2 separate regions of the Homo sapiens genome follow, and region 1 is linked to region 2. A link is a loop called in an ENCODE intact Hi-C map of the cell type or tissue named here. Cell type or tissue: PC-3. All regions are shown on one strand. Each heading gives the region's core, and the rest is flanking DNA. Links, peaks and the distances in the headings are about the cores only. Region 1 overlaps FUT8 (fucosyltransferase 8). Region 2 has its middle 310 kb from the start of MIR625.

Region 1 (7,644 bases), core at 1,447-5,446, 99 kb after region 2:
TTCAAGGACCATTCTGCTTATCATAGACAATTTAATTTAAAAAAACTGAGTAACAAGTATTGGCCAGTAGTATTAGGCAATGAGGAAACAAAAATAAATAGGACAAGCTTCTTAAAGAACTCACAGTATACTCAAAGAAACATGAACTGTTTAAATACAGTGAAAACATGGGGACAATTGGAGGGAAATATCACAAAGGGAATGATACTAAAAGATAAATAGGATTTCATGGGATGAAGTGGAGGAAAGATATTCTCTAGAGAGGAAGAATTACATGTTCCCAGTATATCAGTAAAAGTACACAAAACTTTCAAGGAATACATTTGTAGGTGGACTAGTGAATTATGGAGTGCAGGGCACATTTTGAAAAGCAGGCTGTTTATGTGAAGGAGCTTATATCCTATATTCTAAGCAAGGAGTTTCTATACACTAAGCAGCCATGGAAGGCCTTAGGAGAGAAAGTCATATTTGGTTTCGAAAATATCATTCTGATGGCACTGTGGAAGACAGATTAAAAAGAGAAGGATTCTGAGAGCAGAGGAGATACTGAAATAATTTTTCCATAGAGGGATTAGGCATATGTAGGCAAGTTAAAGAAACGTATACTTTCATATGACCTAACAATACCACTTCTAGGCATATGTACAGCTTTCTAATCAACATGCTGTGAAATATCTGATGGCTGATAAAAATTTAAAGTGTAAGGATAGACACAAATAGAGCAGCTGAACAGGATGGAGAAACCAGAAATAGATCCATATATTACTGATTGATTTTAGACAAAAGGGACCAAGGCAATTCAAATGGGAAAAGTTTTCAACAGATAAGGCTAGAACAAATGAATAAAAATACGGAAAACAATGGTCTTAACCCTTATCTTATGTGACACATGAAAATTAACACTAGAGAGATCATAGACATAAATGCAAAAGCTAAAACTATAAAGTTTCTGGAAGAAAACATAAGAGAATATCTTTAGGTCATCTGTCTTCTGCCACTGGCACTCCTGGTTCTCAGGCCTTCAGGCTTGAACTGGAATCATTACACCATCAGCCCTCTAGCTCTCTGTCTGGCCTTTCAACTATAATACACTACTGGCTTTCCTGGGTCTCCAGCTTGCAGATGGCAGATCGTGGAACTTCTCAGACTTGATAACTGTGTGAGCTAATTATAAGGTACTGACCTTATAATACATCTTTCAGGCTCTATCTCACTATATATCCTATTGGTTCAGTTTGTCTGAAGAACCCTGACTAATACAGTGGGCCATATACAATGGTTCCTCTGTTGGAACCATTTAACTCTGTCACTGTAGTGTAAAAGCAGCCATAGACAACACACTAACAAATGGGCATGAATATATTCTAATGAAACCATATTTACAAAAATAGGTAGGGGGCTAAATTTGGTCTGAGGACCATAGTTTGTCAAGCCCTTTTTTAGAGCATAAGATTTTATATGTGACACACTGTCAGAGACCTCTGTAGCTTTGCCACCATCCCCCAGGTGATAATATGGGCAGTAAAAATAATTTTTACATATAGTATAATGTGATACAGTTTGTAAGCACTGCCCTAGGAAAATTAATATATATGCACAAAGAGATATGCATAAAGATACTATGTCACTGTTTATAATGGCAAAAACTTGAAATAATTTACATGCTCATCAATGAGGCAATATATAAATCATGATACAGATGTACAAAAATTACAATAGTTGAATGAACTCAATTTCCATTATTAATGCATACATAAAACAAATGGGTGCCTCTAAGATGGTCATTTATGACAGGCCATAAAATATTAATCTTCCCTCTGAAATAGAGACACCATATAACTTTTAAAATGTAGATAACATATTCTGAATTCAATCTAGGTATTATATTTCCAAAGAATGCAGAAAGATTGCTGTATAGATTCTAATGTCTCAATTTGGGTGGCCCCATGGTTGGTACTGGATCTAATCTAGAAAAGAGGAACATACAGTATAATGCCTATTTTTGCCAATGTCCTATTATTAATTCTAAATTATATGGATCAAGATTTGCCAGATGTAGCAGCAGAGGCAGGTATTTAACCTACTCCCCAACTCCTACACTTGATTTCAGTGAACACAGCAAGATGGGCAGTGGCAGCAAAGAAAGAAAAACACGGTGATTTACTCTTTCATCAACTACTTTTTTCACCATGCCTTAAAATCCCACTGAAATGTTCCAGTTCATTCCTAGCCAGAACCTAGATGCACTAAATAATAGCTTCAAATATAATATACAAGACCCAAAACCTAGAGAGGAAAGGATCATGCTGCAGTGCTTCAATACTACGTTTTTGGTTGCTTACATAATCTCTGCTGGTCTGGCATTATGTAGCTCCTTCCAGTCAATAGAGAGATACCAAAGGGATGTTTTCTCAGTCAAAGGCCCTCACTGTTATGTATTTATTTCTAATATTCAGATCCTTAGGATTTGTACAATTCCATTGCAGTGTTTAGAAAAAAAGACTTTTAAATGAAAAAACCCTTTCTACTTTTAGGTAAAATTTACGTGGAAATTCCTACCTGGGGTATGTTCAGATTCCTAAGCGTTAGCTCCCACAGAGTAGAGGCTTCACAGGGGCCTATTTTTGCTTCTCTTAGTATTATATACATATTAGAGCTCCAAGACAAAATGGTTTATTCCTAGTACCCCCCTTTACTCCCAGCCATCATCCTATCAACTTGGAGACCTTAAAAAGACTATCTGAAGACTGTTTTGTCAGGAGAGCTCTCTGACTGGGGTCAGCGATGGCTCTAGCTAAGAAGGCAACCCTGTCCCAGAAACTAAGAGAAACTGGTCAGCTCCTTGATTAGGAGCATATTTTTGATGTTTAGTCAGCCTAGACACTGAGATTTTTACAGGGCAACCTAAATAAAACCCAACAGAAGTGGAGAATGATCCTCATGTGGGCTAGGGGAGCTAGGGAGCCAAAGCTGGCTCTCTTTGGGAGGATGGCTACACAAAAAGCCATCAAGTAGCTCTGAGTTTCATTAATGTTGGCTGTTAAAGTTAAAAGAAGCCCTGCTGAAACTCTATAACCCAATCATGCTATTATTGTTATTTTGCTTTGTTCCCATAAAACTAAAGTGGTAATAATAACATATGGTGATTTAGAATATATAAACCACTGTCAAATATATTATCACTCTGAATGCTCATAACAACTCTGTAAGGTACACAGAACAGGGAGGTTAAGGGACACTACCCAAAGTAACACAGCTAATAACTTCTGACTCCAAATCAATGACACTGATCTGTCCTGGTAAATGATGTTCTTCATTCTCTAAGAGCCCAGCTCATGGATCTAGTGAAGTCTCTGATTGCTTTAGCCAGAAACAGTTTTTCTATTCTCTGGTGGCCCACAGGACCTTATACCTCTCTTATGACACTACCTTTTTTACATTTACAGATGTATGGGTCTCATGATACTCAATGACAAGTTCCTGAAGAGTCATCTTTATATTTCCCATGGCATCTAGAAACATTCAAATTTTTACTGAATGACTAGTGTACTTCCCTGTTTATGGTACTGATCCATTTTTTTTAAAGAAACTTTATAATTAAAAACATTATAAATATAAATGTGCCCATTATTTATACCTAATACAGTATTTGCTGGCAGTTGTACTTTTTCAAAAGTAAAGTTGGATATCAAAATCTGAACAAAAATGATAACTCTAATTGTAATATATCTTTTGGGAAAATCAGTATGACTTATAGTATCACTAGTTGCAATTTCTTGCTTCCAGAGAATATAACCTGCATTAAGTTTAATGGCTACTTATAATAGGAGACTAAACTTAAATTGAATCAAAAGGAGGACCTCTTTAGGAAGAGGTGGAAGACTCAACTCTAATTATTTTCAATAACTGCTAAGAATATTTTTGATCTTTGTATTTGGGGAAGCAAAACAAAAGAAAGAAGCCTGATACCAAAGTATCATCTAAGAAGGTTTATGATTCTGTAATCTGCTTTTGACCTTCTGCTAAGGCAACAAAAATGCATGAGTAATAAAGTCTATTACTTAAAAACACACATGCGCACACACATACGTGCGCGCGCATGCGCGCGCGCACACACACACACACACACACACACACACACACACACAAATATGTCTTTCTTTCCAATGGAACTGATGTATAAACCACTATAGAACTTTCTTACTGAGTAACAACCTTTTGGAGGGAAAAAAATATGTATAACTCCACTAAAGATCACGGACTTTATTATTTCCTATTCCATGAAATTAGCCTACAATTTATATAATCCTGGGGAAGGGAGACAAAGAAATTACAGATTCACATCATACTCAGAGCTCTGGCATATAAAACTAACCAAAAGGGACAGGATGCATTCTTTACTTTCTTCAAAATGTCAACAATTATCTTGTTTGTAGAATCACTCTAACGTGATCCACATGTTTTAAGCAAACAAGACTCTGTTATCAAAATGCTACTGAAAGATTGCAATCTTCTTTTTCTATACTTTGGTGTTTGAGTTGAAGGTCAACTGTGACTGAGACTCAAAGATTCACATAAGTATGTCTGAGGAAAACAGAAAAACCCAAATACTTACAAAAGGAAGAAAGGAAGGGAAGGAGGGAAGGAAGAAGGAAGGAGGGGTGGGGGGTGACTCAGGGGACCGACTACTAGCTCCTATTAGAAAAAAGATTATTTACTTTGTAATCTAGCTCCGCTGGAATGTTTCAAACACGACTCAATTTGTAATAATTTATGCCAAATCTTTAAGGAATACATCTATCATAATAGGTATATCAGTATTTATAAAAACACTGATAATTTCTGAGACAGTTATCAAGGCTATGTGGCCCAGACACCCCACAGGAAATTAAGAACACCTGGATTCTATCTCTAGCTCTAACAACCTTGGATAGGTCCTAAATAGACTTTAGGAGATTTTTCAGAAACTTTTCCAATGAAATAGTTTACACTCCATAGTGAGGTGGATGCTAAATACGTATTGCTTTTTCCTAAGTCACACGTCCTTTTATCTCTGAACTCATTCTGCCAGAACCTTTTCTAAAAAGGGGAGAATAAATTGCTTAAAAGATTCATTCTTGGTAATAGACTATTTTTTCAAAACAAAATCTACAGTTTAATAAAAGTGCTTCACATAGCTAGAAGGGTAATGTTTTGAAATTTGGATGGGGATCTGGGGAGACAGGTTTTGTTTATTACATTTATTTTTTGTTTATTTATTTTTTTTGAAACAGAGTCTTGCTCTCTCGCTCAGGCTGGAGTGCAGTGGCGCGATCTCGGCTCACTGCAAGCTCCGCCTCTCAGGTTCAAGTGATTCTTCCCTCTCAGCCTCCTGAGTAGCTGGGATTACAGGTGCCCATCACCACGCCAGGCTGATTTTTTTTTTTTGTATTTTTAGTAGAAATGGGGTTTCACCATGTTGGCCAGTCTGGTCTTGAACTTCTGACCTCTGGTAATCCGCCCACCTCGGCCTCCCAAAGTACTGGGATTACAGGCGTGAGCCACCGCGCCCGGCCTCTCTTATTACATCTAATGTGCTCTGGTCAAACGCTTGGCACTGTGTAAATAACCTAGAAGGTAAATAACCTAGAAGTACCTTGCTGCTTTGCTCCCATATGGAGTCTCTGTCAAGGTGAAATAAACAGCTAAAAAACTCATAGAATGGTGTTTCTTAAAATTTTCCACCAAAATGCTCCTAACAGCAGAGGAAGGTAAATTCATGCTACTGAGAATATGAAGTCTGGCCTCAATCAATGGGCTGGAGTTTGATCAAATTTTCATTTTATACCATTACAGATCTTGTTTTATTATTTGAAAATGATTTAGCTTACCTACCAGTAAATAAAATTAATAGTCCAAGAAAATGTACCATGTTTTATCCTGGTAGGTTGCAAATCTCTAATTCACTTTCCCCAGGTTTACTCACAACTCAATCTGAGAAGCACTTACAGGATAAACACGAAAATAAATATCTGTAATTGTAAGAGTGTAGGCTCACAAGGGTCAAGGCTACAATGTGGACAAAGCTTCAGTTCCCTATTCCTGTATTTCCTGATGATCCCACTAGATTTTAATGAGATACCATAGACTTCTATCTCCTTAAGTGGGAAATGAAAGAAGATGTAATGGTGAAAAGCAGCTTAACTTCTTCTGAGACATTAAGTATATTCTAACTGGAATTTTAAATTCCTGAAGCAAAGATCTTTCTTTCTTTTGTGGCCCATAAGTAGTAAAACAAAAAAGTTTTATAGCAGTTGAATCAAAAGTCCTTATGTACCTGCAATGATACTTGTTTAGGTTAATGATTCTAAAAGGAGTCAGGTAAAGGGCAGAGAAACCTACTAGAATCTTGGAGAGGAGACAGCTAGCTTTTCAACTATATGTGGTACCAACTCACTCTCCAAATAGCCTCCTGCACAACCAGATCTTTGCTGCAACAAAGCCAGTTTCACTAATTACACAGAATAACTATCATAAGAAAGAGTATACCTTCTATCTTAGGTATGTTGAGATAGAAAAAATACTTAAAACTGCTGAAGGCTTCAGGTAGCTGCGGAGAGACTCTATGAGTGGCCCAGAATTTTATTTTGATTAAATTGTGGGTTTATTAAGCATAGAGATATTCTGAATGTCTAGAAGTTATTCTCAGAAGTTATCTTGCTTCTCTGTATTTCTTTCAACTTTTCCATTTAACTTAGACAGAAAACTACATATGAAGCTCTTATAAAGGCATGATTTTCATCTCAGAATAAAAGGATAACTTTCCTGTTGTTGCAGGTTATAACCTAATAATATATTCCAGGTGGACAGGGAGGTAGATAATGAGTATCATGAGTTTTTTAAAGAGCTAAACTGAGGTTCAGAAGCTAAGTTAATTCACAAAGTTCAGAAAGCTAAAAACAACAGAACTGGATCAGACTCACAGTCTAATATCCTTCCTCTCCCTCAGATCCCCTAAACAGAGAAATCAAGATTTTTTGCAGCATAAGGGATCAAAAATAGTAAATGTACTTGTTTTAAGTTTCTATTAATACAATTATCAAAGACTGAAAATACTACTGTAAAAAGACTTAACATATGCATATCTATAGCCTAATATGTATATTATATCTATATATTCTTAATCACATTATTGCTTAATATCAGTTTATAAATTAGTCTACCTGACGTCAATCCTTATTAAGGATACAACTTGGTTAGAATATTTAGATGATTCCAACAGACATCTTAGTAGTTTTGTAAAGGTTAAAATATTAGTATCAAAGGAAAGACTGAAAGTATAATTTCATTTGTGTTCTACTTGCTAAAGATTTTCCTTCTGACCTGAGTGAGATATTTGAATAAACAGTTTAATAGTTATGAGATAACAAAAAAGTCATCTGAAATCAATTTCTTATAACTCTGTCTACTCTCTAAACCAAAATCAAAAAAACAGCTTTGACTCTCGAATTAAAACCTGTCAGTTTTAGTGAAGAACAAGAATACACAACCATCAAAATGGAAATCCTGTAAGTGATGCTTGTTTTTAAAAGGAAACATTAGCTAGTCTCTCAGTATTCAAGCTTTACAATGAATTACTACTAGTTCCCCCAGTGACTCCATGTT
Region 2 (7,644 bases), core at 2,407-6,406:
TACATCTCAATAAATAGCACTCAATAAATGTCAGTGATGAGGACAATGAAGAAGGGGAGGAGGAGGAGGAAGGATATGTCATTCAAAGTCAGCTAAAGCCAAATCCCTCAAGAGAACAGTCTTTTAGCATTTAGTAAGAGAAAAAAATGTTTTCTCCAAGGGAAACTGATGAGAATATATATATTTTTTCCCTGTGTGCAAGATTCTCAAAGTTAAGTTTTAATCTTCAGTTGCCACTATGTTAACTCTTGTGTTTAGAATATTTTCTTTTTTCTCTCCTTGGTCCTGATCTTCTATTTTATTGCTCTTGTCTTTTATGTCCTTGGTTGTAAGCTGCCTGAAATTCCTGTTGGAAAAGGTGGGATATAAACAATAAAATAAAAATAAAGAGAGACACTCCATAAAAGTTTGCTGAATTTATTGAATTGTCAAATCTTTCCACATAAACTGACTGCTTCTGAAAAATGAGTAAGCACAAGAGAGAGCAATAACAGAAAAACATTCTCCTTATTTTCTTGTTTATGTATCAAAATTCTACCTAGGAGAGCAATCCCATTTCTCTTACTTCCTGGAGCCATAATGCAAATCCCCTTTTCCCTGTATGAGGATCTGAGGACCTGCGTGAGGGCAGCTGCCTCAACAGGCTGATAGTCCAAGTTACATGCCATCTGTTCATCCTCTGCCTCGAGGCATGTGCCATTTCTTGTTGGAGTGGACAACTTCCACTGCTGATTCAAGCCCTCTCTTTTATCATCCTTCCACCACTGCTTTGCCCTGACTTACAGAGGAAAAAAGAAAGAAAGAAAAGCACACCTGCATCCTCAAGGATCACAGATCCCATTTGAAGCCATTCTTGAGGTTGCTATGGTGATGGACAATTTTAACTATCAGGGTGCAGGAGCCACTGGTGCTGAGGAAATCATTGGGTTACAGAGTTACAGATGGATGGGTGCAGAGAGAGCCCCAGAGTGCCTCCCAGTTTGAGAAAATGACTGGCTTGTCCAGCTCACTCTGCATACTCCAGCAAAGTCTTTCTGATGGAAAGGCAGCCACTTCACACACAGATTAATCACTATCTGGCCCTTCTCACACTCCTGGTGTGCTCTTGTGGAGTTCTTTTTCCACTACACTCTAATGGGCTCTACAACAAAGTACTGAAGGAGTAAGCAATTTGCTCTGAAGGCTCCAAGTCCAGATGATGCTAAGAGAAGCCCAATTTCTCCACTGATGAATACTTGGGAAATGGCCTTTCCCTCTGTGCCCCTAAACCTATAAGCTTCTGAGCTTGCTGGAAGGACTGGCTTCCAGCAGTTTGGGAGTGACAATAATGTATTTTAGCTGATGTAGTCCCAAGTCTGATGGCACTCTGATGGCATCCTCCTCCAAAGCTTTTTCTTGCTCAGCCTTCTTTGCACACTCCTGTCCCCTACATAACTGGGCACTTCTCTCATTTTGCAAAAGGTTAAGTCTATTGGAGAAAATGCACAGGGTCTAAAAACCGAGCTGTTTGTGCTGACTAAAGTGAACTGGCAAGGAGAACAATGCCCCATAGCCGATGGTCAGCAGAGGATGTCTCAGACCCAAGGTTGTGGACCTTGGTGGAGACTGAAGGTGAGTGGAGACTGAAGGTGGTTGGAGACAGGGCACATTCCCAGCTCCATTTTTGACAAGTTCTCCTACAAGGTGGGGAAGGCAAAATTCTTGTTTTCCCAGTCTCCCCTGTTTTTAGGAATGGCCAAATGACACCATCTTGCCAATGATGCCTGCTGGGGCCTCCAGGCAGGTTTTTGTTCTTCCCAATATAAAAGTACTACTCTTTTGTTCCTTCTGCCTTCTTTTTTCCTTGAATTAAGACATGATAGCTGGAGCTCCAGCAGTCATGTGGCAACCCTGAGAGAAATGCCAAGGTCCCTAGGGCCTCAGCCCTTCTATCATTTAACCTCTGAACAAAGACTGGCAATGGCCTATCTTGAGACATCTTGTTTGAGAGAAAAACGATTCCTATTTATTTAGACCATTTTTGTTAGATTTCCTTTTACTAGCAGCTCAGTGTTTTCCTCATTGATACAGGTACTCTCGTTTCCATATTCTGACTCTTTCTCAAAATGTAGAGGTGTAGGAAGAAGCAGACACCAAAACCAAGGAAGGGACACTTCTTGGAGATTTTACACTGCCAAGTTATCCGATTTAAATAATTTGGCAGTTCCCTGTGGTCTTCCATGCACCATTTCTACTATTTCTAAAAGTTGGCCAAACAGATATATGAAAAAATGCCCAACACTTCTAATCATCAGAGAAATGCAAAGTAAAACCACAGTAAGATTTCACCTCACACCTGTTGGATTGGCTACTATCAAAAAGATAAAAGATAACAAGTATGGGCGAGGATGTGGAGAAAAAGGAACTCTTGTGTACTGTTGGTGGGATTGTAAATTAGCACAGCTATTATGGAAAAAGGAATGGAGGTTCCTCAAAAAACTACAAATAGAATTACCGTATGATCTAGCAATCCCACTTTTGAGTACATATTCAAAGAAATTAAAATTAGCACGTCAAAGAGATGTTTGTACTCACATTCACTGCAGTGTTATTCACAATAGCCAAGAAATAGAAACAACTAAAGTGTCCATCAATGGATAAATAGATTTTTTAAAGTGGTACTTATACATGATGAAATATTTCTCCATTTTTAAAAAGCAGGAAATTCTGTCATTTGCAACAACATGAATGAACTTAGAGGAGGACATTATGCTAAACAAAATGAGCCAGGCACAGAGAAACAAATACCACATGATCTCACTTAAATGTGGAATCTAAAAGAGTCAAACCCATAGAAGTAGACAAAAGAATGGTTAATAGAGGCTGGGGCAGGGGTAGATGAGGCAAGGGGAGATTATTGCTTAAAGGGTATAAAGTTTCCATTAGGAAGAATAAGTTCTGGTGATCTCTTACACAACATGATAACTAAAGTTAATAATAATTTATATCTCAAAATAGCTAAAGAACAGCCAGGCATGATGGCTAATGCCTGTAATCCCAGTATTTTGGGAGGCTAAGGCAGGAGGATTGCTTGAGCCCAGGAGTTTGAGAACAGCCTGGGCAACACAGTGAGACCCTCTCTCTACAAAAAAATTTTGAAATAGCTGGGTCTGGTGGCACGCACCTATAATCCTAGCAACTTGGGAGGCTGAGGTGGGAGGGTCACTTGAACCCAGGAGTTCAAGGCTGCAGTGAACCATGATTGCACCACTGCACTCCACCCTGGGTGACAGAGTGAGACCCTGTTTCAAATAATAATAATAATAATAACTAAAAGAGAGTATTTCAAATATTTTCACCACAAAGAAGTGATAAATATTTTAAGAGATGGATACGTTAATTACCCTAATTTAATCATTCCACAATGTATACATGTATCAAAAATCATATTGAATCTCATAAAATATATGCAATTATTATCTATCAATTGAAAATAAAATAAAACTTAAAAAAATAAAAATAAAATAGAAGTGGCCCGGGTCAGGGTTTTCTTAGAGCTTCAGAAATTCTTCTGTATGCTGTGACAAATGCAGAAATATTCCTCTTTCTTCTGAGCAAACCATTTTGAAACAGAGGAAAGGAAAAGATAGCACAGTAGAATTATAAAGTAACTTAGCCCTGTAATTTTCTGCAGGCATAGATGAAAGCCCTCTTCAATAAGCAAAATTTTTAAATGCCTCAAATGGGAGCACAATAATAAAGAGAGAAATGGGACCCTGATTTCCTTTTTCCTTTTCATATGACAAGCCTCAATGCCAACAACTCAATCTGCTGTCCCTTTAAGAAATTTTCCCCAAAGAAGAAAACTGGAGATGGCATAAGGATAAGTCCAGCTCCTAAATATGGCAATGAACGATTTACAATACCAATTTTTCCAAATCATTTTCATTCAGTTTGTGCATGCTAGTGATGTTGGCAAATGTTCTGAACTCTCTGTTCCACCTCCTGGACTCTGTATCCATAGGTCATTCAAAAGTAGAGCCTGGCTGGGCACGGTGGCTCATGCCTGTAGTCCCAGTACTTTGGGAGGCTGAGGCAGGTGGATTACCTGAGGTCAGGAGTTCGAGACCAGCCTGGCCAACATGGTGAAACCCTGTCTCTATTAAAAATACAAAAATTAGCTGGGCATGGTGGTACATGCCTGTAATCCCAGCTACTCAGGAGGCTGACACATGAGAATCACTTGAACCCAGGAGGCCAAGGTTGCAGCGAGCCAAGATCGTGCCACTGCACTCCAGCCTAGGCAACAGAGTGAGACTCTGTCTCAAAAAAAAAGAAAAAACAAAAGTAGGGACCATTTCTTCCAAAGTGAGAAGAAAGCAGGGGACCCAAGCGCCTACTCTCGCCTCATATCAGGCCTCTACCAGGTCCTCAGATCATGTAAAAATAAGGTGAATAAAACTCCCATTCTCCAGGTTTATCATCACTTTCCTGTTTCTCCAAAAGTTCTTCTTCAGCTTTCTTCCAGGGCCTTTCTCTCTCAGAAGTCATATAGGTTTCTCAGGAGACTCCAATTTTTTTGTGGCTATTGTTGCCCTCTATCTAATCCAAGGGTCTGAGAGAATTCTGAGAAGACAAAGAGCACCTGCCAGAATATTCTTCATCCTCAGACCTAGTGGAAAATCTTTTAATACATGGTATCATACACATCCTTGTGCTTTAGACAAAGACTTGCTACCTTGGGACTGAAGAGCCAGAAAGCCTGAGAACTGTGGCCGCCAGGATGATCCTTCATAGGGGATCCCCGGGAACTGCTATGCAAGGACTTCACTTTGTGTTGCCTCTAGATAAAGGAAAAATCTAGCCCCAAATACACTTGGGAAATTGTCCTATGACCTGTTCATAAAAGGAAAAGATAACTTTTCAAATTACTTAGTAAGATATATTAACCTATTCCTTCATTAACAAAACATACTGAATGACTGCTGTGTGCCAGGCACTAGCATACTAATGAACAAGACGCACCCTGCTCTCATGTAGTTTACAATATGATGCAAGACAGAGTAATAGAAACATCGTAATATGGGATGATAAGCACTAAAGAAGAGCATACAAGCTGCAAGGGTGCAGTGAATTAACCAAAGGAGGGACTCCAGATGTAAAGGTGTCAGAGGGACTCAATGCCATCACTCCAAGCATAAAAAGAATTTTAAGAGTGTGTAACACATGTTTTTCCAAAGCAGCTGCACTCCTATGCTGCCTGACTCCTGGGTGTGGACTCAGGGGTCCACATCTTCATAGACTCCCAGAGGTAGATGGTTAGATTTCCCTCATTTGTCCTCAATCTCTTCATGTCCTTATTCAACAGAGAAACAGGGAAGGAAATAGGCTTACTGCCTAAGAGAATGCCCCAGTTTCCCTCTCTTCTTGCCAACTTCAGCTTCCTGTCCTTGGTTAATAGGTCATCCCTCCAAAATGAAAAGCTAAATTGATGTTGAAGAATGATTTTTTAAAAGGGTAAAATCATGACTCATAAAGATAAAAAACACACACATTAAAGAACTTATTTAACTTATTACTAATGCAGGAACCAGGTAGAAGGTACAATTAGTTCAAAGGAAAATGTAAAAAACAGACATAGAGACATCAGGAATATTGAAATTTTCAAATGGAGGCAAAACTGGCTTCCTTCACATTTGAGAAATTAAGTAAATATCCACCTGATGGAATTTATTTGTATATCTGTAGACAAGTTATCTTGCATTGCTATCAGTTATCTACAACTTACAGAGTCTGATAGCATCTTGCAGGGGAAAGTAAAGTCTGATTTGTTGAGACCTTGCTGTGAAATTTGGCATAAAGCCTGTCTTTCAATGGGGAGGAAAGGTAAAAGAAGATTAGATGAGGATAATGTTTGGTGGACACAGCAAGATGAGGATGTTGAGGGAAGGGACATCTTGGGATATCTGTTGATGTTTTCTGTTTAAGAGTTGAAAGGTCTTCTCAGAAGTTCCTGTAATAAACTGTATTGGTCATGCTTCTCCAGGGAAACAGAACCAGAGAGGGATTTCTTTTTAAGGAACTGTCTCATGCCATTGTGGAGGCTTGGAAGTCCATAATCTACAGAGCAGGCTGGGAGGATGGAAATTTCGGCAGGCGTTCATGTTAAAGCCTCGAGTCTGCATGCAGTCTGGAGGCATTTATTTCTCTTCAGAACCTCAGTCCTTTTTCCCTTAGGCCTTCAATGAATGAGATGAGGCACAAACACACTATGGAGAGTAATCTACTTTTCTCAAAATCTACAGATTTTTTTTTGCTTTACTTTTTAAATTTAATTTTATTATTATTATACTTTAAGTTTTAGGGTACATGTGCACAATGTGCAGGTTAGTTACATATGTATACATGTGCCATGCTGGTGTGCTGCACCCATTAACTTGTCATTTAGCATTAGGTATATCTCCTAATGCTATCCCTCCCCACTCCCCCCACTCCACAACAGTCCCCAGAGTGTGATGTTCCCCTTCCTGTGTCCATGTGTTCTCATTGTTCAATTCCCACCTATGAGTGAGAACATGCGGTGTTTGGTTTTTTGTCCTTGCGATAGTTTACTGAGAATGATGATTTCCAATTTCATCCATGTCCCTACAAAGGACATGAACTCATCATTTTTTATGGCTGCATAGTATTCCATGGTGTATATGTGCCACATTTTCTTAATCCAGTCTATTAAAAGTTAATCCCATCTAAAAAGTGCCTTCACTGCAACATCTAGACTCGTGTTTGACCCAAAAACAAGGTACCATAACATAGCCACACTGAAACTTAAAATTTATTATCACATAGACAATAAAGCTGTTTGCAGTTTTTATCTTCCTGAACATGAGTCCTCTGGAGCAGTAAAGTTATGCTAATAAAGACAATGGAATAGGAAAGTCATGCTAATATACACAGTTGGCTGTGTGCAAGTACAAGATTTCGGTTCTCAACTTTTTTTTTTACATTACAGCTTACATATTGTCTATCATATCTTTATTATCATGGCATCTACACTGTTTGCATCCATGTTTGCAATCATTATTTAGATTAACTCTCTGTTTGATTTCATCCAGTCTTTTCTGTAATTTCAGTTGGCACATAGCATCTCTGCCCTTTCCCTCCGGGAAGCTCTCACAGCAAAGGCCTCATGTACCCATGATAAGGAGTTTGAACTTTTTCCAATAGGGATCTGTGGAAAATATCTTGGGTTGCTTTTGCCTGCAAGTAACACCAGAAGGCCCAAGTAAACATTGCTTACATGATAAGAACACTATATTTTCTTACATAATAAAAAGTCTAGTGGTAGAAAGCTTCAGGAACTCATCAATATAGGGCTCTGGGTCACTGTCTCCCCATGACCACAATATGGGAGTCCAAGTCTAAGCATCAAGGCTTAAGCACACAAAGCCCTAAACAAGGAAAACGGATGTTTCTTTTGATGTGTGTTTTATATGAAGAAGGGATATATTTCTCTGAAACCCTCAAAATTCTTCCCCTCAGATCCAGTTGGTCAGAATCAGGTCATGTCCCCATGTCCTAGCTGTAAGGGAATCTGAAAGGGCACATATTTGGCACTTTCAGCATCTTTCATGGGGGACCAGCTCTATCAACAGAGCTGGATAGGTT

What was found. Peaks named below come from ENCODE experiments on the same cell type or tissue, not always from the same donor. Only the 100,000 strongest peaks of a DNase experiment are listed, where the experiment ranks them.
Region 1: a loop joins it to region 2, with 2.9 times the contacts of the local background. A loop is called at or near these places in 1 of 110 quality-filtered maps.

What each region holds. Positions count from the first base shown.
Region 1 is chr14:65,673,619-65,681,262 of GRCh38, reverse strand. All of the region lies in intron 7 of FUT8 (fucosyltransferase 8), which reads right to left. Among named protein-coding and RNA genes, the nearest start is that of MIR625, 210 kb to the right of the region's middle. In PC-3, for the core only: no CTCF peak of the experiment used is centred there; no DNase peak of the experiment used is centred there; H3K4me3 peaks cover 636 bases; H3K27ac peaks cover 613 bases.
Region 2 is chr14:65,773,775-65,781,418 of GRCh38, reverse strand. No RefSeq gene overlaps it. Among named protein-coding and RNA genes, the nearest start is that of MIR625, 310 kb to the right of the region's middle. In PC-3, for the core only: no CTCF peak of the experiment used is centred there; no DNase peak of the experiment used is centred there.